2 separate regions of the Mus musculus genome follow, and region 1 is linked to region 2. A link is a loop called in an ENCODE intact Hi-C map of the cell type or tissue named here. Cell type or tissue: left cerebral cortex. All regions are shown on one strand. Each heading gives the region's core, and the rest is flanking DNA. Links, peaks and the distances in the headings are about the cores only. Region 1 holds the start of Kcnj6 (potassium inwardly-rectifying channel, subfamily J, member 6). Region 2 holds the start of Gm41507 (a long non-coding RNA gene).

What was found. A loop is a pair of places that touch in the nucleus more often than their neighbours do. Peaks named below come from ENCODE experiments on the same cell type or tissue, not always from the same donor. Only the 100,000 strongest peaks of a DNase experiment are listed, where the experiment ranks them.
Region 1: it touches region 2 in a loop (4-fold over the local background); 2 of 42 quality-filtered maps call a loop at or near these places.

What each region holds. Positions count from the first base shown.
Region 1 is chr16:94,992,353-95,004,440 of GRCm38, reverse strand. Kcnj6 (potassium inwardly-rectifying channel, subfamily J, member 6) reads left to right here and starts at 6,745. Exons shown (of 4, transcript NM_010606.2): 1 at 6,745-7,254. It overlaps Gm31407 (a long non-coding RNA gene), which reads right to left and starts at 6,213. Exons shown (of 2, transcript XR_385080.4): 1 at 5,717-6,213; 2 at 3,163-3,483. In left cerebral cortex, for the core only: a CTCF peak has its summit at 6,672; DNase peaks (open chromatin) are centred at 7,423, 8,484, 9,263, 10,015 and 1 more place; H3K4me3 peaks cover 3,815 bases; H3K27ac peaks cover 3,265 bases.
Region 2 is chr16:94,717,604-94,729,691 of GRCm38, reverse strand. Gm41507 (a long non-coding RNA gene) reads left to right here and starts at 4,548. Exons shown (of 2, transcript XR_876285.2): 1 at 4,548-4,949; 2 at 5,132-6,364. In left cerebral cortex, for the core only: a CTCF peak has its summit at 5,328; DNase peaks (open chromatin) are centred at 4,781, 5,274, 5,524, 7,680 and 2 more places; H3K4me3 peaks cover 1,548 bases; H3K27ac peaks cover 1,145 bases.

The sequences.
Region 1 (12,088 bases), core at 2,021-10,020, 270 kb before region 2:
TACATGTCAGCTCATAACTGGTTCTAACTCCAGCTCCAGGGATCTAACATCCTCTTCTGGGCACAGCATGCACATACCTGCATGCAAAACACACCCATATACAGAAAACAAAAATCTTAAGCTAAGTTTTAAAAAATCAGGGGTACCACACTCCTCCATGTTTGGTATAATGCCTAACAAAGCAAAGCTGTACTATTGAGTAACAATGCACCTGTTTAAAAGCTAATCTATCACGAGCAATGAAAGATCTAGTTGCTTCTGTTATTGCATGAACCCAAAACACCCCCAAACCTTCAGAATCCCCCCACATTGTTCTACTAGAGTTCATTGTTTTCTGATTACCAAGTTAATATGTATGGCAGTTTTTCAATTTGTTGAACAACCAAACAGCTCCTACTGTCAAATTTATGCATTGGCTTGTGTAGTGAAGAACACCCTTCTCCCCTCCAAACCAAAGGACCAGCTACAGATGTGAAGAATATGGCTGTGAAATCATGTGACAAAATCCAGCTGGAAACCACAGTCTACACCGAAAGCCCACATAAATTAAATAACTTGTGTTTATTCTAATCACCTCTGGTCTTGGTAAAATTAGATTTGCTGAGGGTCAGGAGAAAGGTGCAGCCATTACAGGCCTGTTGCTCCATCAGTAATAACATGTGTCTTAGATTCTCACACAAACCTCACTATTGACACATTGTTCTCTCTCTGCTATCATTCAATAGACATCAGAGTGCATGCTGATAATCCTGTCATTCTGGATGAGAAGGCAGGAAGGGGCTGGAGAGATGGCTCAGTGGTTAAGAGCACTGGCTGCTCTTCCAAAGGTCCTGAGTTCAAATCCCAGCAACCACATGGTGGCTCACAACCATCTGTAATGGGATCTGATGCCCTCTTCTGGGGTGTCTGGAGACAGCTACAGTGTACTTAGATATAATAATAAGTATATCTTTAGGCTGGAGCAAGTGAGACTGACTGTAGCAAGCAACCTTCACTCCTAGCAAGCACATGATGGCTCACAGCCATCAGTAGAGCTACAGTGTACTCTTATACATAAAATAAATTAAATAAATAAATCTTTGAGAGAGAGAGAGAGAGAGAGAGAGAGAGAGAGAGAGAGAGAGAGAGAAGGTAGGAGGGTCCATCAAGGTCATCCTTGACTACATATGGAGTTGGAGCTGAGCTTATGAGACCTTGTCTCAAAAACGAAATGCCCTTAGATAGTAAAGTAGTAGGCAGAATTGTAAGATGCCCCAATATTTATGACACCGAATTCGTTATTAAATTCAATATCAAATAACACTTCTATTTGTTCTCAAGCCAAGCATTACTCCAGGCACCACTGTGAAGGGGTTTTCAGGCATGATTTGGGTGTCAAAGTCTGTTGACCATGAAATAAATAAATGACCCGAGGGTGGACCTCACCTAACCACATAAGCCTGATACACAAGGAGAGTCCTCGCTGGTTCCGAGGGAGAAGTTAGAGAAATGAACTGTGGGGAAGGTTCCATGTACCACCTCTGCCTCACAGACAGGGAGTCCATACAGTGATGGGTGCAGATGGGGTTTCGGGGAACACCTCCATTGGAGGACCACAGGGACCTTGGTTATACAAAGGCAGGCAGTTGAATTCTAGCAACAGTGGAAATGAACTTCGAGGTGTCTTCTTCCCCAGAAGCACCGACAAGAGCCTACTGTCTGTCTTGCTGATCTTAGTGTGGGTCTCCTAAGTAGAGAACTCAGGCGTGAATTGTTAGACTTCTGCTATGTGCTAAACAAATGGGTATTTTTTTAAAGCTATTGTGTTTGTTGTGATTTCATTATAAATAAGTACTAATACAGGATACCATTATCCCAAATGACACGGAGTATTTGACCCAAAATGCGACTTCTATTACCCCCTCCAAAGTTCAGGGAAAACTACAAAAAAAAAAAAAAATGGCCTCCTGGTGTGCATGCATCAGATCTCTCAGAGCTAGAATTCCAGGTGGCTGTGAGCTGCCTGTTGTGGGCACAGCATCCTTCTACCATGACATTTGATTCTGAAATCAAGCTTGCTCACCAATCAGAGTTTGCAAGACGTTTCCTCCAATCTTACTAAGGGGGAAAGGGTGAGACTGCATTGAAATCTCACAGAACTTGCTTGTTATGGACAGATGGCATTTATTGGGATATAGTACACCAAACTCTGATTGCAGGACATCTTCCTGGGTAACCTCGGTCTGTCCCTCCATTCTTACTTGTGGTTCTTAAAATTAACTAAAATATAGCACACTCTGGAATGAGGAAGGAGCTAGACGAAAGAACCTACAAGCAGGACATCACTGATTACTTCATTACTCATTACTGGGCAGCTATTCTTGGCCTTGGATGTTCAGCTCATTCTACCTTCTAAACATCTACATATCTACTCCATCACTTACTGTGTGCGGATTGTTCTAGTTCCCCGCCCACACATATGTAGATGTGCATAGCACACACAATAGTCACAATAACACAGGGAGTCGGTAATGCACACACACACACACTTGCAGTAGACATGACATGCCAGAACTCCCTCCAAAGCAGGACTTGTTGACCTAGATCCTAGAAGACCATTTCAAACAGTATTCTGTCAGATGCAGAAGGAGATTGAGAGATGGGGGTGGGGGGAGGAAGAGAGAGAGAGAGAGAGGAGCAGAGGGAGAGGGAGAGGGAGAGGGAGAGGGAGAGGGAGAGGGAGAGGGAGAGGGAGAGGGAGAGGGAGAGGGAGAGGGAGAGGGAGAGGGAGAGGGAGAGGGAGAGGGTCCTTTAGGAATATCTCTAGTGAAGATTCAATGTGCTAGCTTCATGTCTGAGTCTCATACACAATGCAGGACGGAGCCATCACTTGGCATGCCTTTGGGTAGCTAGGGCTGTATCTTGTTGACTTCACTGAAGAAGGCATAGCAGGCAGGGGAACACACTCCTGAAGAGACTCAGACACTTGGGGGTCCCAGGCAAACACCACTTCTGAGAGCAGACAAGGTCCTCTGTGGATGGTTGTTTCCTTCGTGGTGATGACTCCGAGAGGAGATTTTGACATCATTCTCTCCAGCTCAGCCTTGCCGTTAGTGGAGTCAGGAAAAAAGAAAAACAAAGAACTGGATCATCTCATCAATGATCAACCAAGGAAAGAGCATCTCACACATTCAGTTTGTTTATTTTCGTCCTTGAGAAAATGCCATGTTCATTGGAACGACTTCTCCAAAGAGGTGCGGGAGACGAATAGGCTTCCTTTACACAACTGTTCATCTAACCCTCACCCTCCGGTGGTCTTTTTGAAATGTATTTGAAGCTATTATAACTTTTTAATTGTATTTTAATGAATTCTTGGGGGAACAGCGTGATTAAAAAGGATCTCTACCTGCTGAAGAGTGAGGCTAATAACACATCATTATGAGAAAGAGGCGACGATCAAAGGAGTCTCTGGATTATACTCATTTACAAAGTCATGGAACTAAACTAAAAAAAAAAAAAAGAAAGAAAAAAGAAAAAGGACGTCAAAATACTTACAAATGAATCTAATTTAATATCAGCTAAGACAGTGAGTATTGTTCCGACACAAGGAAGTGGTGTAGAAAATCAAAGTGTGCCAGAAGGAATAAGAAGCCATGACTGAATAGCTGGGGGTGAACGTGCCTAAGGTGAGCCCTAAAACAGAGTAGGCAGCTGATGTACCTGACTTAGCAGAAGACCCTTCCTGATTTACACCTGGAAATGCCTTAAGAATCATCTTCCAGTGCACAGACAGGCTTGGGAAAAGAAGCTCCACTATTCCCTCTAACAAACCCGACGGAGTCATCCAGTCTTTTCGAAGCAGAACTGTAGAAAAGAATAACTTTCTAGCTGGGCATGGAGGCGCACACCTTTAATCCCAGCACTCGGGAGGCAGAGGCGGACGGATTTCTGAGTTCAAGGCCAGCCTTTTCTACAAAGTGAGTTCCAGGACAGCCAGGGCTACACAGAGAAACCCTGCCTCAAAAAAAAAAAAAAAAAAAAAAACTTTCTAATTTATTGTACATGTTTGGTGTTGTGCTTGCACGTATGTCTGTACACTATTTGCATGTCTGTTGCCTGAGAAAGCCAGAAGAGGGTATCGTGTCCCCTGGAGCCAGAGTTATCGATACTGCCATGTGGGTAGGTCTTCTGGAAGAGTATTTATGCCCTTAACCACTGAGCCCTTAACTCCAGTCCCTAGGATAAATAAATCAAAATGCTTTAATCACCACAAACCGAAATTTACAGCTCATCTATCACCCCTGACTATTAGGAGTTAAGTTTGGACGTCGATTTTACTTGTAGGGGAGTTGTCAGGAGCAGAAGAACTGTGTTTCCATGGGAACCCAAGGTTTTAAGTTGGTAACAAGCCCTGACCAAGCAGCCAGAAAACCCCTGCACACCAGTTCAGGGCAAGGCTGGTCTGCATATGCACCAGGAAGACAGCCTGAGCTGTAAATTGACCCAGTCCGTGGTGAGGAAAAGGATAGGCCAAAACAAATGGTGCCCCGCAGAGATCATTCATTCCGTCGATTTTACTGGCTAATAGGCCTCTATTAAGAATTGATATATGGAGGGATCAGGCTCACCTGTATAATTAATTAATCCTAAAAGCCAGGGCCAATGTCAGCTTCGGAGCACAGCTCTACCTCTAGGAGGAAATCCTCCTGGCTCCTTGCCTGGCCTGCATTTGACACTGTAGGACAGGCATGAGACATTGCAGACATGCAAGTGCAATGTGCTTCAGGAGTTTGAGAGGTGGGTCCCTGAGGGCTCTGAGGGGCAGCATCCTGCAGCCCCTGAGCACAACTGATACACTCAGGCAGATCTCATTGTCCGAGCTCCAGGGAATAGATGAATTCAGATGGCCTCACAGAACCCCATGCCAATTAAATGTGACCTGTCCCATTCAAAGCACAGTTGTGTACTATTCTTGAAGCTCAGAGGACCACACACAACCCTAGCTGCAGTTTCATGCTGGGGGTTCTGGGGGGTTAATGGAGATAGAACATATCTCCACTGTCTAATTTCAAGTGCCCTGTGAGAAAGACACTTTGGAAATTCTGATGGAAATATATACTAGCCATGCCCACTTTGCAGATTAAATAAAGCACTCTTTACACAGTAGTGCTGAGAACTGATCTAATGTTCCAGGGCTAACACCCCTAGGCCCCTAGGGCATTGTTCTGCCAGGGCCTTGCTTTGTCTTCATTTCTGACACAATTGCTAAGCCCAGCAGACTTATGTAGCATAAGATCACATGTTGTGCATAGTAATGCCTCTGAATGCCACACAAAAGCTGAGGCACGAGCAACTGAGATCACAGTCCCTCGGGGAAAATCATCAACAAATACAAACTCGTAGCCTGTGTGGGTAAGGAGGGCCCAGCTGTTGATGCAAACTGAGGTAAACACCTTTCTGTAGCAAAGTTGGCTCAGAAAGCAGACAGTCTTCCTGAGAGACATTAAAAGATACAAATAGGGGCTGAGATGACTTAGAGCTTAAGGGCCTGCATTGCTCTTACAGAGGACCCAGATTCTACTCCAGCACCCACACTACCCAGCTTATAATTCCCTGTAACTCATGCTTTGGGTAATATGATGCTTTCTTCTATACTCTGTGGGTACACACACACACACACACACACACACACACACACACACAACACACGCATGCATGAACATGCATGCACACCTACTTTTAGAGCGCGAGTTTAGAATAAAATATCATTCACTGCTAAGAGCAGATCTCGATGAATCCCTTCATCAGAAAGGGTCACCTTCTTGAGCTGTGAAGTAAACAGAATACCCCGTGGTTAATAGGGCCATTATAGAATTATCAGCCAGTGGTGTCAATTACTTTTACAGACCCTTGCGAAACTATTTCTCCTTGGGTTAAAAATGCATAAACAGGTCTGTACTTGGGTGGAAGCTAGATGCGAGAAGGCTTTGGAAATGAGCTACTGCTTGCAAAATGACCGTAAAAGAAAGTCAGGTTGTACTGTGGGATGCCCCCTGAAAGAACCATGCAAAAGCAGGTTAAATCCAAACTAGGTGGCTGTCCGAGGGGTGTGTGTGTTTACAGGCAGTTGAGATTATACTCAGAAAGCTCAGAAAGCTTAACCAAAGTAGGGGTGGGGGCAGCAGCTGGCACTACGTCCCTGGAGTGGTGGATAGGATAGAGAAAGCACAGCACAGACTTGCTCTTAGATCTGTGTGAGCAAAGTCTTGGGCTGCAGGCCCCCCCCCTCACCCCCACCCTCAGGCCCCTCTTGCTGGCTAAGGCCTCTCTGGGCTGTGCTGGCCACGTGTGATCTATTTCAGCCCAATGGATGGCAGTGAAGAAACCCCACTTTTCAATTTTCGTCAAAGCTAAAAGAGAAGCTATAACAAGTAGGCATAAACTGATCCTCAAGTTTAGGACTTAAGTGACATGAGGGAATGGAAGGTTCCTGTGCATCTAAGACCCAAAGACTCCTCACGCCCAGCACTAGAAACCCCTATTTCTCGGTGGCGCTCCCCTGTTTTAGCGCCTGAGTCCACTGCAGGTTAAAAAGAACAAGAGGCTGGGCGAAGGGTGGGCAGCTAGGGTCCGGCTCCATCTCTTCCGCCTCGCCGCGAAGCTGATCACTGTGTCGCCTCGGTTCTCCAGCGCGCGGCGCTGCGCCCGCTTTTATCCAGAGACGCGTCGCTTCGTGCGCTGACAGCGCGGCTCAGCCCGTGGGGCTGGAACCGAGTAGCATTCGTTGAATCTGCGGCTTTCATGACGTCTCCCTGCAAGGTCTATCACTTTGCTCCTAAACGAGGATTTATTCCCTCTGCCACTCAAGGCTGTCCCCCAGTTTCCTCGCAACCGGGCTTCCTCCTCAGTCCCTGCCCACACGCGCACTCCTCTGCCCCGCGGTGGCCCCAGCGCCCAGCCCTCCAGCCAGAGGGAGCCAGTCACCAGACGGCAGCACCTGGCTGGAGAGGTTGGGCGGGCCGAGGGTGGGGATCCGCGGGAACCGGCGAGTCGGAGCTGGAGCAGGAGCTGGACCCAACCGCTAGCAGCAGAATGGAGTCTCCTGAAAGCCTGCCGGGGCTGATGTGAAATTGGACCATCTGCTTCCAGTTGGTCTGTTTCCTCCTTTTCTTGTATTTTCTTCCCTCGCCATTCACCGTGGAGTGAATTATTGAATCTTGCTCCGTTCCGAGAGAGGCGATCAGGATGGAGTGAACCTACCCTGTCCACTACAAGGTAAGCAGTGCGTTTGAGTTGCTGAAAGCGAGGAGCTGGCATGGATCCCAGACAGATGTTCCGTGTCCTAGGATCCTCGAGCCTTCGGGTCCTGGCTGCCAGGTCCCCAGCCCCACTGTGGCTGCTTGCATTCCCTACTCAGCGGAGACATGATGCTGAAGTCCACCAGAGGCAGGAAAAGCTGCCTTTGGTTACATAACCAAAAGGAAATGTGTCTCATAGGGTTTTCATTAGCTGCTTAAAAACTCGCCTGGGTGGGTGGCGGGAGGAGGGGTCTGCCTGCCCTGGGCGCTAGAGAATGGGTCAGTTACTGTGGACCTTGCTCCAGCACCTCTAGTGAAGATCAAACATACAGATGATCCCGCAGGCAGGGGCGGCTGGTGGGGTAGGCAGGGAGAGTTAGGAAAAGCCCATTGTCTTGGTGGAAAGCGGTAGCCTTGTTCTGTTTGGGCATAAAGAGGAGAGGATGCGAAGGAGGAAAAGTGAGCAGAAGGGCGAAATGAACCTGAGACAGGGGAGGACTTCTCATAGTCTTCATCAGTAAACCCGAGATGTGCCGTGCTGATGAAAGACAAGGACTAAGTAAACTAACTGAAAGCAGGGAACACCAGGGTCACACGAAGTGTTTATGGCATTTAGGGGCTAGATGAATCTGCTAACTTAGCTTCTCTCTGGATATGTGTTCATTTGTATCAAGACGTTAAGCTTGGGTTAGTTTTTTAACTGAAATGGTATTCTTATTCCCCACGCCTAATAAGCCCTGGGTGGATCCACAGGTATATATACAGGGTTCAATATGGAGAGAATATTAGAGGGGGAACAGATCTACATAGAAAAGGTCACAGAAACAACCTGAGCTTATTGAAAAGGAAATAACAGAATTTTCCAAACAACCCCTTCTTCACCTCTACTTCCCCCAAAAGGAGAGGACTGAGAGGGGGGAACCCTCCAGTGTCTGGGAGTTTGCAATTCATTATAGCTTCAGTGTGCTCCCAACTGCTTTCTCCAAAGTCTCCGGGTCCTGGGGAGCTCTCAGGTACCGTGTGCTATGCACTTCCGTTCAAGCACTAATGCCCTGGCTAGCTTTCTTTTGGTAAAAAATAAATAAATAAATAAAAATGGAGAAGGACAATGTCCGAGAAAGTGGGCTTGCTACAATCAGGGCTGAGCTAACTAAGCTTCGCCCATTTTGCCTGGAGAAGGAAGGCGCTGAGTCTCCATGGCGACCCAGGTGGGAGGAGACATAGCAGCTCCAGCGACAGGAAAAACCGTTGGACAAAACTTTCTTGGCTCCAGGCAAAAAAATGCCCACCGTGTGCCCTAAGGGTATCCTAGGGTATCAGCTGGGTCCAGCTCCCTAAGAGTGATCCACGAGAGGGCACTTATATCCTGTCAGGCTCTCCTCCAACATGGCAAAGTTTCCGTAGATGCCATTCTGAGCAGGTTCTGGTTTCAGCACCAAGGCCAGAGCAAGGTGCAGCGAGTTCATGTCCCTGATAGGATGGCTGCCCCTAGCAAACTCTAGATCTTGTGGTCTTGGGAAGGCAATCTCTATCTATCAAATTCCCTGTTCGTGCTGAATTCGGGTGTCAGATTATCCATGGAATTATGTGGCACACAGGAGTTAGCAAATCAACCATTTCATGCATGATGGTGCATCAGAGTAACTGCTCAAAATAAACACTGAAACCGCAAAAGATCAAAGCTGACCTGAGAACATAGAAAATATCCCTCCTCGAGGAAAGGAAACACGCACGCACAAGCGCGTGTGTGACACACACACACACACACACACACACACACACACACACACACACACGTGTGCTCGAGTGAGATCAGATCCCGAGGAAAACAGTTGAATTTGAACCAAGTATCTGACTCACAGAAAACGTTCACAGGCTCCTGCCTCTCTCACACCCTTCTGTAACTTTCTTTTGGACATAGATTTTGGGAAAGTGCCATGATAGCATCCTGACCAGTAAGAGACCAGCCAACCAACTCCTGCCTAGGGTCCCAAGATCCAAGAGAGTAGAGAAACAGTTTGCCCTTCATCCAGACTTGGCTGGGTCCTCAGCACCATGAGGAGCAAGAGTTAGGGAGGCAGAAGCCGGCTGTGAGCTCCTCTAGTCAGCTTATGAGCACGGTAACTGGCTTCCACGATTGCAGACACAGTGAGGGGGGAGGAATCCTTCCCAGTAATATAAACAAAGGAGAACCTGTGCTGGGGGAGTCTTAGCATTCAAGTTCATCTGGACATTGATTCAGGTGAGTACCAGGATCCACTCCACCTTACCTTGCTAGACATTGGTTTGCTTTGCTTTTTTTTTTTTCCTTCACAGGCCATGGCCCCCGTCAGTTTTAGCTGATTAAACACAGTGCCAGCTACTGCATATCAAGTAAAAAGCCTTGAGCGGTGGCATCCGGATGCAGTGGGTGCAGGTTTCAATTAGTACGGAATCAACAAGGTTTAGGGAGTCGAATGTCAGCAGCACTTCTAAGGAAATCCTCTCTTGAGGACACATCTGTGTGTGAGATCTTAAGTTGGTACTGACTTGTAACGTGGTATAAAACTGGGCTTTCCAACACAGTGGACATGTTGATGTTTCCTAAAGAGCATGCATGCAGAGTGTTTGGGACGTGGTTAAAGCAATATGTATATAGCTGTTAGATTTTTAACTCGTCTCTAGCTGGTGAAGTTAGAGCTGTGTGTTCTGAACACGGGGAAGGGGGTGAGGGATTATACTGGCTTTTGAATTTTGAATCCTGATGGCTGTTGACAAGTTTGTCCATGTTTTAATTTATACGGCTTGCTATCTGAAATAGAAGTGATGTGTAGAATATTTTGGGACTTAAACAAGCTGTACTCTGGCTTTGATCCATCTGCTGTTACCAACAGAAGGAAAGTGGAGATTAGAGGCATGCAGCAGCAGAGGCTGTTGGATAAAGTGGCCTGTCTGTGGGATTTAAAGTTCAGATTCTCTCATAAACTTTAGAAGAGAAGGCTATCTAGAAGCAAGATTAGGAAACTGCTCTATCTTTAGTTCCAGTGGATTCTGTGTGGTAATCAATTGATTTCTCACCTAATAGCCTTTAGTCACAGAGGATTCCATGCTTATAGATTCGGTCCTAATTTTCCAAACTACAACTTGCTTCCTTCCTGGTGGCTTATCACTGAGTAAAGTGCCATTGTGCCTTCTGGGGTCGACAGCACACTCCAGATCAACGGTTTACCCATTGCACATAAGATGAGTTAAGGAGAGCAACTCCATAAGATCTGTCCCTGCACGCAGGTCTCATTCTCATTCTCATAATTTTCAAAAATTACACAGATGCCTTAGCTTCATATCTCTGAGACATCAGCAAGCAGCACATTTGTGTCTATGGCCCAAGTCTTTACTGGGTCTGTAGGACTCACATAGATGGTTTCCTTTGAGCTAGGCAAATGTGTTGTCCTGTCCCTCTGTCCCTCTGTCCCTCTGTCCCTCTCTCCCTCTCTCGCTCTCTCTCTCTTTACATCTCTCCCTCTTTACCTCTCTCCCTCTTTACCTCTCTCCCTCTTACAAACCCTTTCTAATTTACAGAGTGTTTATAAATGGAAAAGCAGCTTTAGAATAAACAGCAGGAAGGCCCATTGGCTATTAAAACATGTGAATAAACCCTAATCGAACCTTAGCACCATCCCCCGATGTTTACAAATAGAAAAAAAACGAGTCTGCCTTCCAGGATTCCGTGCTGATGGGAACCAGCACAAAGGGAAGCTCGGCCTAAGCCAGATCAGAACAAAACCTCACCCTCACTCAAATACAACAGAAGTAACATGTGGGCTGGAAAGGAGAGCAGGCCAAGGAAGAGGCGAGGAGGAGGAGAAGGGGAAGGAGAGCAGAAAGAGGCAGGTTTTGTTTTCCTCCGAAGGATCATTCTTTCTAAATCACATTTGTGATAGTTTGTATGAGAACTTTACGCCTGGTGGAATATTAATTCAGATTTAGAACTTAATGGGTTCGTACCTGTGATCTCCTCGGTTTGTAATAATTGTCACGTAAGTGCCAAAAGAGAATTAATTCATCCTAGAGTTTTACCAAACTATGAAATTTGTATTAACAGGAAAGTAGGAATTGGCTGCTACGCTGAGAACGGATCAGAATGCTTCCAAAGCCTTAGGAGCTCCATGCTAGCTGCCATTTCCATTCGTGGCAGTTGAAGTATTTGAGAATCTAGCAAAACAGCACACAGCCATTTGGTATAAAATATATTTTGAATAATGATGAACAGTTGCTTCTAGAAATAACTAGGATCCATTACAGAAGGGGTCATGGCAATCGCACTTAATAGGCTAATGGGATTCAAGGTTTATCCTTACACTGCCTAAAATATGCACCTGATTGATATCATTCAGCAGCATTAATTAATGGTAACATTACATGCCTTTGATATCTTTAAATGTGTCCTAATCTATAGCCTCCATCCAGTCACACCCCAAACCAATTATATGCATCTGCTTATTAATATATAGTTATTTAAACCTCCAGAGAATTACTTTACTCAGTGATCAGTGTTCAAATAGCCATTTGAATTGGTACACTGTTAAAAATTCAGGAAGACTATCTACCGACTTTACTAACTGCTGTACAGAAAGTGAATGCTGAGTTTTATCCACATGGTTTGATTTGATTCACCTCTATGCAGATTCATCCAGGTTGGGCAGAGGTCCTTAACCCTTTCCTCTCCGCTACTCAGCTTTGATCCAGGACCACAAACTATGAAATGATGATATGTCTACTGAACAAATTTTAGCTAAGTCTCCTCCCCCACAGGGTCCAATCCTTAGCCACAG
Region 2 (12,088 bases), core at 1,630-9,629:
TTGAGTTCCAGTCCTGACTTCCTGTGGTGATGAACAGCAATGTGGAAGTGTAAGCCGAATAAACCCTTTCCTCCCCAACTTGCTTCTTGGTCCTGATGTTTGTGCAGGAATAGAAACCCTGACTAAGACCGTGTTTTACAGGACCGTGGGAGAGGGCTGCCTCTAGGACTGTGAGGGATGCATGCTTTTCCTCTCTCTTGAGTGTTTGCCTGCTTGTAGTCCATATACCATACATGTGCAGTACCCACAGCAGGCAGAAGGGGGAGCAGGATCCTCCGGAATGAGAGTTACAGATGGCTGTGGGTTGCTGGGAATCAAACCTGGGCGGCAAGTGCTTTACCCACTGGGTCAGTTCCCAGCCCACTCTCATTTTTAATTAGCATGTATATTCATTGTACACAGTGCTACGCCTCACGATAGCATGTTCATATGTGGTTTTCTATGTACTTTGCTCATATTACATGTCCCCCCATGTAGAGGATTTTTAATTTGATGCACCCTCTTTTTAAAAAGAAATTTAGCTGGGTGTGGTGGTGCACACCTTTAATCCCAGCATTTGGGAGGCAGAGGCAGGAGGATGTCTGAGTTCCAAGCCAGCCTGGTCTACATAGAGAGATCCAGTCTCAAAAAGAATTCATTTTTATTTAAAATAGATTTTTCATACACTATATTCTAATCAGAGTTTTCCTCCCCTGCATTCTCCCAGATCTTCCCCACTTCCTCTCAAGCAAACAGGCAAATAACAAATAAACCAAAATAGAATAAAACAACCAACCAAAAAGAGCCAAAGAAAAAGCAGAACAAAAGCACATAAAGATGCAAAGATACACACACATGCACACACAGAAATCTCATAAAAACACAGAATTGGGGGCTGGAGAGATGGCTCAGAGGTTAAGAGGTCCTGAGTTTAATTCCCAGCAACCACATGGTGGGTGGTTCACAACCATCTGTAATGGGATCTGATGCCCTCTTCTGGTCTGTAGGCATACATTCAGGTAGAACGCTGTATACATAATAGATAGGTAGATAGATAGATAGATAGATAGATCTTTTAAAAACACACACACACACATACAATTGGAAACCATAATATAGAAGCAAAGGACCTAGAAGGTATATATTTTTTAAAAAGTCCAGACAAATCATTATGAGTCAAAAACCCTCCAGAATCCCACTGGCCACTGACTTTGTTTTGTGTTGGCATCCATTGCTCTGCATCTGCCCAGAGTGTGGTTTGTATACCTTGACTGTTGGAGATTGTCGACTGGAGACAGCTTCTGGGTTAGGAGTGGGGACTTGTGACCCTCCCCCACCCAGCACTGGCACCTCATTTGGCTTAGACCTGTGCAGGTCCTAAGCATGTCACCATAGGGTTTGTAGGCTCATATGGGCATCCGTTGGGCTGTTTGAAGGCCTTGTGTACTTGGTATCTGCCACCCCCTCTGACTCTTACAGTCTTCCAGCCTCCTCCCTAAGCACTGAGGAGTTTGATGGAGACATCCCATTTATAGCTGAGCGCTCCAAGGTCTCTCGCTCTCTGCACATTGTCCTGCTGTGTGGGTCTTTTCATTTGTTCCCATCTACTGCAGAAGGAAGCCACTCTGATCACGGCTTTGCAATCAGAGATCTATACCGCAGGATGTCATTCGGAGCCATTTTACTACTAAAATGTTTAGCAAAACAGTTGTATTTTGTTTTCTCCTAGGTCCATGGCATATCTCGTCTCAGGCTAGTGTTGGGCATAGGATCCACCCCATGGAGTGGTCTTAAATCAAATCAAGTAGTAGTTGGTTACTTGCATAACTTTTGTGCCAATATTGTACCAGTGTATTTGCGGTCAGCTCACCATTAGATCAAAGGGTTTGTAGCTACATCCTAGAACTTACTATGTAGGCCAGGTTGACTTAGAACTCACAAAGACCTGCCTGCCTCTGCTGCCCAAGTGCTAGGATTCACGGATAGTAGAAGGAGAGAGGGGGAGAGGGGGAGGGGGAGGGGGAGGGGAGGCCACCCATACACACATGGAGAGAAGGGGGAGGGGATGAGAGGACAAAGCAGGAGCAGGAAGGCAAGAGCAAGAGAGAGCAGAGGAGGGGGCAAGCAGCCCCTTTTATAGTGAATCAGGCACACCTGCTGTTGCCAGGTAACTGTGGGACAGAGCTTAGACAGAGCTAACAGTAATTAAGTAAAGTAGCAAGCAAAAGGATCACACACAAGGTAATAATTAAGTGAAGTAGTAAACAAAGCCCCAAGGTCACTGCTTCTGATATTCTTTTTGTTTGGTTGGTTGGTTTTGGTTTTTTCGAGACAGGGTTTCCCCCTCCTTTCCCTCCTCCACCCCTGGAGCCCCTCCCGTGCCTCCCACCAGTCTCAAATTAATACCTATGTTCTTTGATTATTTTTTATTTTTATTTATTTATTTATTGGTTTTTCAAGACAGGGTTTCTCTGTATTGCCCTGGCTGTCCTGGCACTCACTCTGTAGACCAGGCTGGCCTCGAACTCAGAAATCTGCCTGCCTCTGCCTCCCAAGTGCTGGGATTAAAGGCATGCGCCACCACGCCTGGCTTTTTCTGATATTCTTATTCTTGTCTAAGCCCAGTGACAGATGCCAAATCCCTAAAAGAAGCACCAAAAGCTCTCAACACGTGGGCTCCTGCACACGTGTGCAATACACTCATCAGACATGTACACACACATGCTATAAAAATAAAAATAACCCTTAAGGCTGGAGAGATAGATGGCTCCTAGGTTAAGAGGACCCAGGGTTGATTCCCATTGCCCACACAGCATCTTACAATCATCAGGAAACCTAGCTCCAGGGGATCTGATACCCTCGCCCTGCACAGTGCACAGACATACATGCACGAGAAACACCCATATACATAAAATAAAATAGTTTTTCATTAAAAGAATTTTTTAACAAAAAGAAGAGGAATACTACATGGCCTTATTTATCTTAACCTACAGCAGAAATTCACTGCACTGACAGAATCATACTCATTTCTGGATTCAGGGGCAAAGAAAGTTAAATAGATAAAAGTCCCAAGGGATCCCTGAGAGACAAGGGACAGCTGATAGGATATTCTATGTGTCAGTTCAGGTAATAGGTACATAGGTATATGCATTTATTAAACCATCAAACACTAAAATTGATGAATTTTACTATATGTAAATAGAGCTAGTTAAAATAAGCATGTTAAAAAACTTTTTAGGCATATCAGAAGACTGCTTGTCATTTGGATGAACTGGGTCTGCATGGGAAAGCCAGGGACCAGAGGCAGGAATCAAAGCTCCATCCTGGACCGGGAGATAGAGCAATGGGTAACATGCTTGTGAGGTGGGCCTGCCAGCCCGAGTTCAGATCTCACAATCTCATGGGAGATTGTGGAGCCTGGAGCAAAGGAGGCATCTGCACCCCAGTACCACTGCTGGGAGTAAGAGGCAAATAGGGGAGTCTCTAGCACAGCGGTCCTCAATCTTCCTAACTTTAATACAATTCCTCCCATTGTAGTGGCTCCAACCAGAAGATTATCTCATTGCTACTTCATAACTATAATCTTGCTACTGTTATGAATCTCACTGTAATGTAAATATCTGATATGCAGGACATCGGATATGTGACCACCAAGGGAGTTGAAACCCACAGGTTGACCCGTGCTCTAGAAGGTGAGGGCAGCAAGGGTAGAGAGAGCCTGTCTTGAATTAGGTGGAGGGAGGGTGAAGACAGATCCATGAAAGTTGCATCTGGTTATATGTGTGTGTGTGTGTGTGTGTGCATGAAGGATATATATACACATACATATATATATACACACACATATATATACAGGATATGAAGGATGTGTGTGTGTGTATACATATACGAAGGATACACACACATATATGGCCTTATATATATGTATATATTTATATATGTATATATATGTATGTATATATGTGTGTACATGTGTGTATATATATGTATGTATATATATGTGTACATGTGTGTATATATATATGAAGGATACATACACACATATATGGCCATATATATATATGTATATATATGTATATATGTGTGTGTATATATGTATGTATATATGTGTACGTGTGTGTGTGTATATATATACACACACATGTATATATACAGGATATGAAGGATGTGTGTGTCTATATATATATGTGTGTATGTATATAGTGTACATGTGTGTATGTATATATGTATGTATGTATGCATGCATGTATATATGTGTGTGTGTGTATATATATATATATATATATATATATATATATATATATATATATAGTGCTTCACTTGAGTTTCCTCAAGTGAGCACGTGGGCAGAGGACGTAGATATCGTAGATATAGAGACAGAGGAAACAAGACCAGTAAATGGAAGGGCAGGTCTTATCACTGGCAGATATACCCAGAAAGCCAGAAGTTAGCTCACTGGTGAGCAGAGAGAGGTAATTGCTGACTGCAGCGAAGACCTGAGTGTCACGCTGACATGGGCTGGAAAGGCACAGAAAATAAAAACATCCTAAAGGGGAAGATGGATGGAATTTAGCCAACATTGGCTATGAGAGGGAGTGCCTCAGACAGCCTACGCTGGATCCGCGCCGCGCTCACGCACGCGCACATGGTGTGTGTGTGTGTGTGTGTGTGTGTGTGTGTGTGTGTGTGTGTGTGTGTGTGTTGTGGTGCACTCAGAGACAAGCAACGTGGGAGCTGCTAAGCTCGGAATACCCACAGGACAACAGGCGATGTCAGCAAGCGTAAAGGAGGGATGTAACACCAGGAGTCAGAACGCACAGGAAGCAACCCTTGCTCTGTGGTGAGCGCCCACGCTTGTCCTGAGCCGGTTTCCCTTCTGCATCCACCAAGTGCGCTCTGACTACAAATCCAGGACAGGTGGATCCCTACAGCAAAGCTTCTTGTATCTCATTGCTCTAACTAGATAAACGGTAAGGCTGGGCTAGGGAGAATGTCTGAATTTTGATGATCAAAAAGATCAGGGTTGAAACCTCTTCAATCTCTGTCCTACGGAGTGAAAGATGAAACAGCCCAAAGGGGCTGAAACATGGGCATGGCAGGCAGGAGCGGGTGCACCTTTTGCTGATGACCCACACCCTCCTCCGTTTCCCAGCGCCCTCTAGGCAGAGAGTCTTTTTCCAAGCGAGCGACCTTCTGGACTCCTGACGCAACAAGCTGACTCTAGGAGGAGGCTGGTAGGAATCCCTAATTCGGCAAGTGTGACGTTAAGATGTACACGTGACTTCCCAGACACGCGTACGCACTCACGCAGGAACCAGGGCAGCATCAGCCCGCCACCTTCTTCCGGGAAAGAAACAGCAGCTTTCCTAGAAAAGACACTAGGGCGTCCCCATAGGTCCATTCTGGAAGCCCTGAGGCCACTCAAGTCCCATCAGCATTCCCAAGGGAACACGGCCTTGAAGACTTTTGCAGGGAGGCCTGAGCGGAGACAATTGCGGACATCCCAGGAAGGAGACCTGCACCCGCCCTGCATTGCGAGCACTCTGCCACCAAGACTGCCAATCAGAGCGCCAGCCAATGTGAGCTGCGGACGGTTGTCATGGGAACAGGATCAGACAGTCTCTTAGGGTTTGAGTCTGCCTGTGCCTAGCCCCTGGGATCTCATCGCCCAACAACTTACATTGTTGCCACACCAACCCCAGTAGAATCTGTGTGACAAGTTCCACAAACTGAGGCTAAAGCTTCAAAAGAAGGAGGCTTCCTGGAACCAGTTGTGGAATTCTTGGCCGGAGCAAAATATTGAGCCGTAGTTCTCATGGCAATTTATCTGTTTTATCTTCTTCTATTCCTTTCTTATTTACAAGATGCTCCTGATAGCCTAGGATGAGATTTTAATCGAGAAACTGGATAAGAAACCATCCCTTGAGATGGGGTCACTAGCCATGACCTTATCTCCCAGAAAACATAAATCATTTACAAAATTACAAAATAGTATTATGATAGATTCAAAACTTTCCCAACAACAAAATTTCACGTGGCTACGTGTGTGTTGTCAGAAGTGGGCTTTGGTATATGGTAAAGAAAGACTTAAATAAAAAAGAATTAAAATAGAATTTAAAATTCACACCTTGAAGATTCACAAAAAAAAAAAAAATCAGGTACTAGATGTTAAATAATAACTGACCATAAAATGTATTAACCCGCTCTTGGAAATATGCCATTAGCCTCGGATGATTTTGTGCTTTGCTGTGCCAAATAACAATGATGTTATCTGTCCAATCCGTGATTGCCCCACTAAACACATCTTCTAAGAGTTGTAATACTTATTTCATTATGCATAAAAATCCTTGCTTGAGAGCTAAAAAATACACTCAGATTCAAACTGCCTCTGTGTATGTTTCTGTTGGTCGCCGCCAAATCCTTACCCATCTAGCCTTCGAAGACCCTCGTTCCGGGGACCCCCATATCTGGCTGGGGTGGCCCATGGCACAGTGTGTTTTGCAACCACAGCCCAGGAGGGTTGAGACCTGATGCTCAGAAAGATGAGAGCTTTGCCCCGCCCACGCCTAGAGCAAGCATCTCAGACCCGTGCTATCGCCTCACCTGCACCTTCCTCCCTGGTCCTACTAAGTGACCTTGAGGTCAAAGGAGATGGGTCTGCCGTGTGCTCTTCAGCACTTGTTAGGAGTGAACAGTATACTTGGTCCCCTGTCCAGGTGACACCAGTTGAACCCCCTCCTTGTGCCTGACTGGGCGCTGTTACTGGGCCCTTCGTTGAGAGCGTGCACCCTTGCACCCACTGGGCTTGGAAGAGGGAAGATGAAGCCCGAGCAGGCTTTCCCTGACTCTTCTGAGGCGCTCAGCAAGTGTCGCTTCAGAGCGTTGAGTGCACCTGGCTTGAAGTCAGCCCTCTCCTTGTGATGTATGAGTATTTTTTGTACAGGTCAGTGTTTGCTCTCCCCGCAGCTCAGGTCAAGGGGAACCCATAAGCGGGAGCCACAGTGGCAAGAGCTTGAAGCATCTGGTCACAGGGCACCCACAGTCATGAAACAGGAGGAGGAATATTTGGTGGTGTTCTCCGTCTAATACAGTCCAAGATCCTCTGCCTAGGGAATGGTCTCGCCCACAATGAAGGCGTGGGCTCTGCTCACTTCACTGAGCACCATCAAGAGTGCCCCACAGGTGTACGCAGAGACCCATCTCCCAGGTGATTCTAGAGTCCGGGAGCTGATAAGCTTTCTCTTGGTTCCTGACCTTACCTTTCTCTTGCTCCTCTCCTCTCCCACCCACTTCCCAGCATAGCCCGAGCGCTATGCTGTCTGTGCCTTTCCCAAAAGACAGCAGGTCCCTATCAGAGGCACAGCCAGTGGGCTCTGAGCGGGAGTTCCAAAAGGATCACAGACCTTCCAGCAGCCCTCGCCTCCTGAAAGTACCAGAGCCCCTCGCCCATGTCCCACGCTCGTGCTAAAGCCTTAACTTCTGAGCCTTTGGCAGCCACTTGAGAGCTGAACTCTAACATGGATACATTTACATCAGAAAGGCAAGAGTGCTCTGATTAAAATAGAAGAGAGGACAGCAGCCTGGAGAACATAACATTTGAGCATGATAAGGTGTTTGTCCAGCATGACTCACCCAACCTATCTACCACACCACCACTGGTCCATCTTCCCCAGAATCCACAATCACTGCGGGTCTCCTTTCCCATCTCATCCACTCCAGATGTTTGCAACAGTTACAGTTCAGCTGTGCACTAAACAGGGCTGGGGAGGCTCCAAAGATAGTCACAGCACATGGCTTCAGCTGCTGAGAACGACGTGTCAGAGTTCTGAAAGCAGGGGGGGGGGTGCTTTATAGCGTGTGTCCACAGATCCGTCCTGGGGCCTCGCCTCTCTATATAAGGCTGTGCAGCTGAGAACACATTTGAGCCTACAGAGTCATCGGCAGGATTTGACATTGCTATCTTTAGAAGCAGCACGAGCCGTTTGGATCCACCTGTGGTTATCTTTTGGCAGGGCCCTGGCCTTATAAAGACACACATGGCCATGCCACTCAGACCAAAGGAATTCAGACGCATCGCCTCAGAGCTCTGAAAATAATACTCCCCATTTAGGGACTGCAGGGTAGGGGTGCTCAGAGCTCAGCTCCACTTGTTAAGATGCTGCACAAGAAAATCAAGGAGTTACGTATGGTAACAAATGCAGATTCCCTACATTCCTCCACTCTGAAATCTTCGTCAGAAGAGGCTGGAATTCTGTGCTTCACGGGCTTCTGCAGCTGTGGGTACTGGTGCCCACAGAACATACTTTCAGACCCCCAAACATTAGTGTCTGAAGATACTGCCTCCCGAAGCTGAGTGGACGTCGGGCCAATGTACAAGCCAGTCGTCTGAAGGCTAGAAGGCAGCACTCTTAACTGCTGAACCATGGGATGCTTGGGAGGCAAGGAGTTAAGTCAGGTCAGGTCAGCCTTCCTTGTAGACTCCATGTGTCCATCGTTATTTTAGCTCTTATTTCCAACAAAAGTCCCTGGACCTAGCCGGGCAGTGGTGGCGCACGCCTGTAATCCCAGCACTTGGGAGGTGAGACAGGTGGATTTCTGAGGTCGAGGCTAGCCTGGTCTACAGAGTGAGTTCCAGGACAGCCAGGACTGCACAGAGAAACTCTGTCTCAAAAAACCAAAAAGAAAAAGAAAAAAGAAAAAAAAAGTCCCTGGACCAGACAGCTGTCACACCAGCTGTGACTCAGGTCAGAGCATCACTCAACCCTCATCAGAGAATCTCCCTCTTGCAGCAGATGGTGACAAAATACCCCTGGGCAATGTGCAGAGGGTGAGAGACCTCCCTAACGCACTCTGCCCTAACTGGGATATCTTCATCGGACCCCTTCCTCAAAACCCAGAAATCTACCAGAAGAAAAGACAGAATTACTGTAAGAGTGAGAGGCTGACTCCCAGGAACCAGCACGGGTGAACTCAGACAATACAGCTCCTGGAAGCCCTGCACTGAGTCAGGCCAGACCAGGTCCCAGCACTAAGAGGGGAAGTGAACCGAAAGCCCCGCCCCTGACCAAGAAGTTATTGCAAGTGAGAGGTCCTCAAAGGAGTGACACTGGCCACATCAACAACACTCCAGGGCAGGCCCTGTGCCTAGGAGTACTTGGTCAACACAAAACAGACCTCCATGTTTTGTGGGTTTAGTTTCGTTGTTTGGTGATTTGGGGTTTCTTTTCTTTTTATTGTTTTTACTTTTTTTTTTTGTATATTGTTTTACTTAGGTGGGGTTGTTTTTACAGGAAGAGAAAATGTACGGTTGGTTAGGTAGGGAGGTGGGAAGGATCTGGGAAATGTTGGGGGAGAGGAAAGAATATAATCAAAATATATTGTTATAAAATTTTTAATAATTGTTTTTAATTCCCTAGATCAGTGGTTCTCAACCTTCTCAATGCTACAACCCTGTAATATAGTCCCTTGCGTTGTGGAGACCCCCAATCATAAAGTTATTTTCATTGCTACTTTATAACTGCAGTTTTGCTACTGTTATGAATCGGGATGTAAATATCTGTTTTCTGATGGTCTTGGAGACCCCTATGAAAGGGTCATTCAACCCCAAAGGTGACCCACAGGTTGAGAACTGTGACCTAGATCAAATGTCCCTTTCTAGCAGGTATTTACAGCAAGACTAAAAGTGAGGGAAATATAGATTTCTATTGATAAAGTGACCATCCACCATTGCAGGGGGCTCCCCCACCATTGCAGGGGGGCTCCCCCACCATTGCAGGGGGGCTCCCCCACCATTGCAGGGGGCTCCCCCACCATTGCAGGGGGGCTCCCCCACCATTGCAGGGGGGCTCCCCCACCATTGCAGGGGGCTCCCCCACCATTGCAGGGGGGCTCCCCCACCTTCTCCCAGTCCTTGACGCCTAGACTCTTGGCCTCTCTGTCATCTGCAGGAAATGGAAAATAACTTTCCCAGCCCCATATGTGTCCTTGAGTTTATGGCTTACAGCAGCAGCACCCTCTGTCCCTAACAGGAATGCTCCTTCTCTCTGGTCCCCCAGACTCTGATGTGTCCCTTTAAGCACATACCCAGCGGGCACCTGCATGCCTGACAGAAGAAAGAGCAGATTACATGTCTGTGCCGGGCAGCCCTCTGGAAGATGGTCTGTGCCCAGTACAGCAGAAACTGGAAAGCTAGCTCCTTGGCTCTGTATCCCACAAAACGTTAAGCCAAAAACTTAGGTGGGACTCCCACCTTAGACTTCCAGAGCCCTGCATTTGACAAACACCTTCCTAATTCTTCATAATTGGTTCTCAACCACAGGACAGGACCACAGCCCAGGGCATCAGACCAGGATGACTTTTTTTTTTCCATAACAAAAAGGCAGAGTCATGACATGACATGGAGTTTGTTTGCGACTGTGAATTAATGTGTCAGTGGCAACACAGACCTGTGCAATGTTAAATCCCATTAGACACTCAGCAGAGCCTAATTCCTGTAAAAAGTCAGGATCCACTCACGGAGCCTGCCCTGCAGAATCTGGGGTGTGTGGTTGCCGTAGTAATTGATGCCTTCAAGAACAAACCCATGCTTGGCTAATTACAGCTTTCTATTTTTAAACTCATCTCTGCTCTTCTCCCCCAACCCAACATTTCTCCAGGATACCAGCAGTAAAATACTATTACTGCTAACAGCACAGCCTGTGCTGGCTCAGAATAACTTGTTTGCAGCCTACCCCAGCACACAAAGACTCGGTGGGTGCCTTTAAAGGATCCCCCCCCTCCCAAAGCTTCACAAACGATGCAGAGTTCTGGAACTATGTCCCACTTGTGAGCTCCCAGGGTTAAGGGTAAGGCTTGCCCTGGTTGGCCTGTAGCCTCCCAGAGCCATGAATGACCCAGGCCATCTTGCTGTTTCATGATAGCTCTGGGGGGCCAGGTCATGAGATCTGTGTAAATCAGCTCTCGAGAGCTTGCTTGCTGCAGAGGTAGCCCACAGCCCAGGAAGAAGCTTCCAACATTGGGCTAAAGGCAGTCTCACCAACTCTGCCTGAAGGCTATTCTTCCCTGCACAGGAATGAGTGGGACTAACAGACAACCTCTCCAATGAGAACTGCTCTCTGTGACAGGCAAGTCCAGCATCGTCATTCACAGGCTTCCTGACCTCAGGATTTAAGTAGCAGAATCATCCTCTCTAACAGTTCTGGAGTCTGTCTTTGACATTATCAGCAGGGGTGTGCCCTCAAAGGCACCAGACCCACCTTCCAGACCAGGTCATTGCCAAGTTTTAGTTACAGGATTGGAGCCACACCCCGATGTCTTTCTCCTCTCTACACACTCTTCCCGGCAGGTCTAGTCTAGCCACCAAGCATACTGGATTAGGACCCTCCCTACCCTGTTACTGCCTATGCAAGTAGTCTCACTATGGGCCATTTGTTCTGCCTCACGTTGCATATAGTATACCTTGTGTGTCACCAGTGTGTCTCAGGATCTATTATGCAAGGTGTCTTGAAAGGGCCCAAAGGAGTCGGAGTAGGTGACCATCAAGGCTCCATGCCCATGAGATTGCAATACCATGAAGTTCAAGCAGTCCCACTGAGCCCCTCACACTGAGCACAGGCCAAATGTGGCCCGGGGAACGTTCACAATCTTCCTTTTTTCTTTCTACCTAAGGTATGCAGAGGGAAAGCAGAGAAACTCAGGCTCAAAGCCTTCTTCTAAGATGCCAGGAAGCTTTTGTTTACATGAGAGATGGCACTCAATCTTTGCCATATTGAAACTGAGAAAACTGTTTAAATTTAAAAAGAAAATCAGTGCCCATATACATGACACTCTTATGGGGGAAAAAAAAACCCACATTTTCTAGAATAAGAGCTTCACACTTGGCATTATGTGTCATTCTAGAGTCTTGCTCCCGTGGCCGGTCTGTGCCTCTGTCACAAGTCATGGAGTCCTTGAAAAATGTTCAGGAGGGAAGAAAGTTGAACAGCCTTAGGGCTGTTATGAATAAAGCCTTCTGACACCACAGGTACCTTAAAAGCAGCTTAGGAACCCCAGGAGTCCCTGATATCATGGCCACAGACTCAACCGTATGTCCTTAGACAGGGGTTAGACC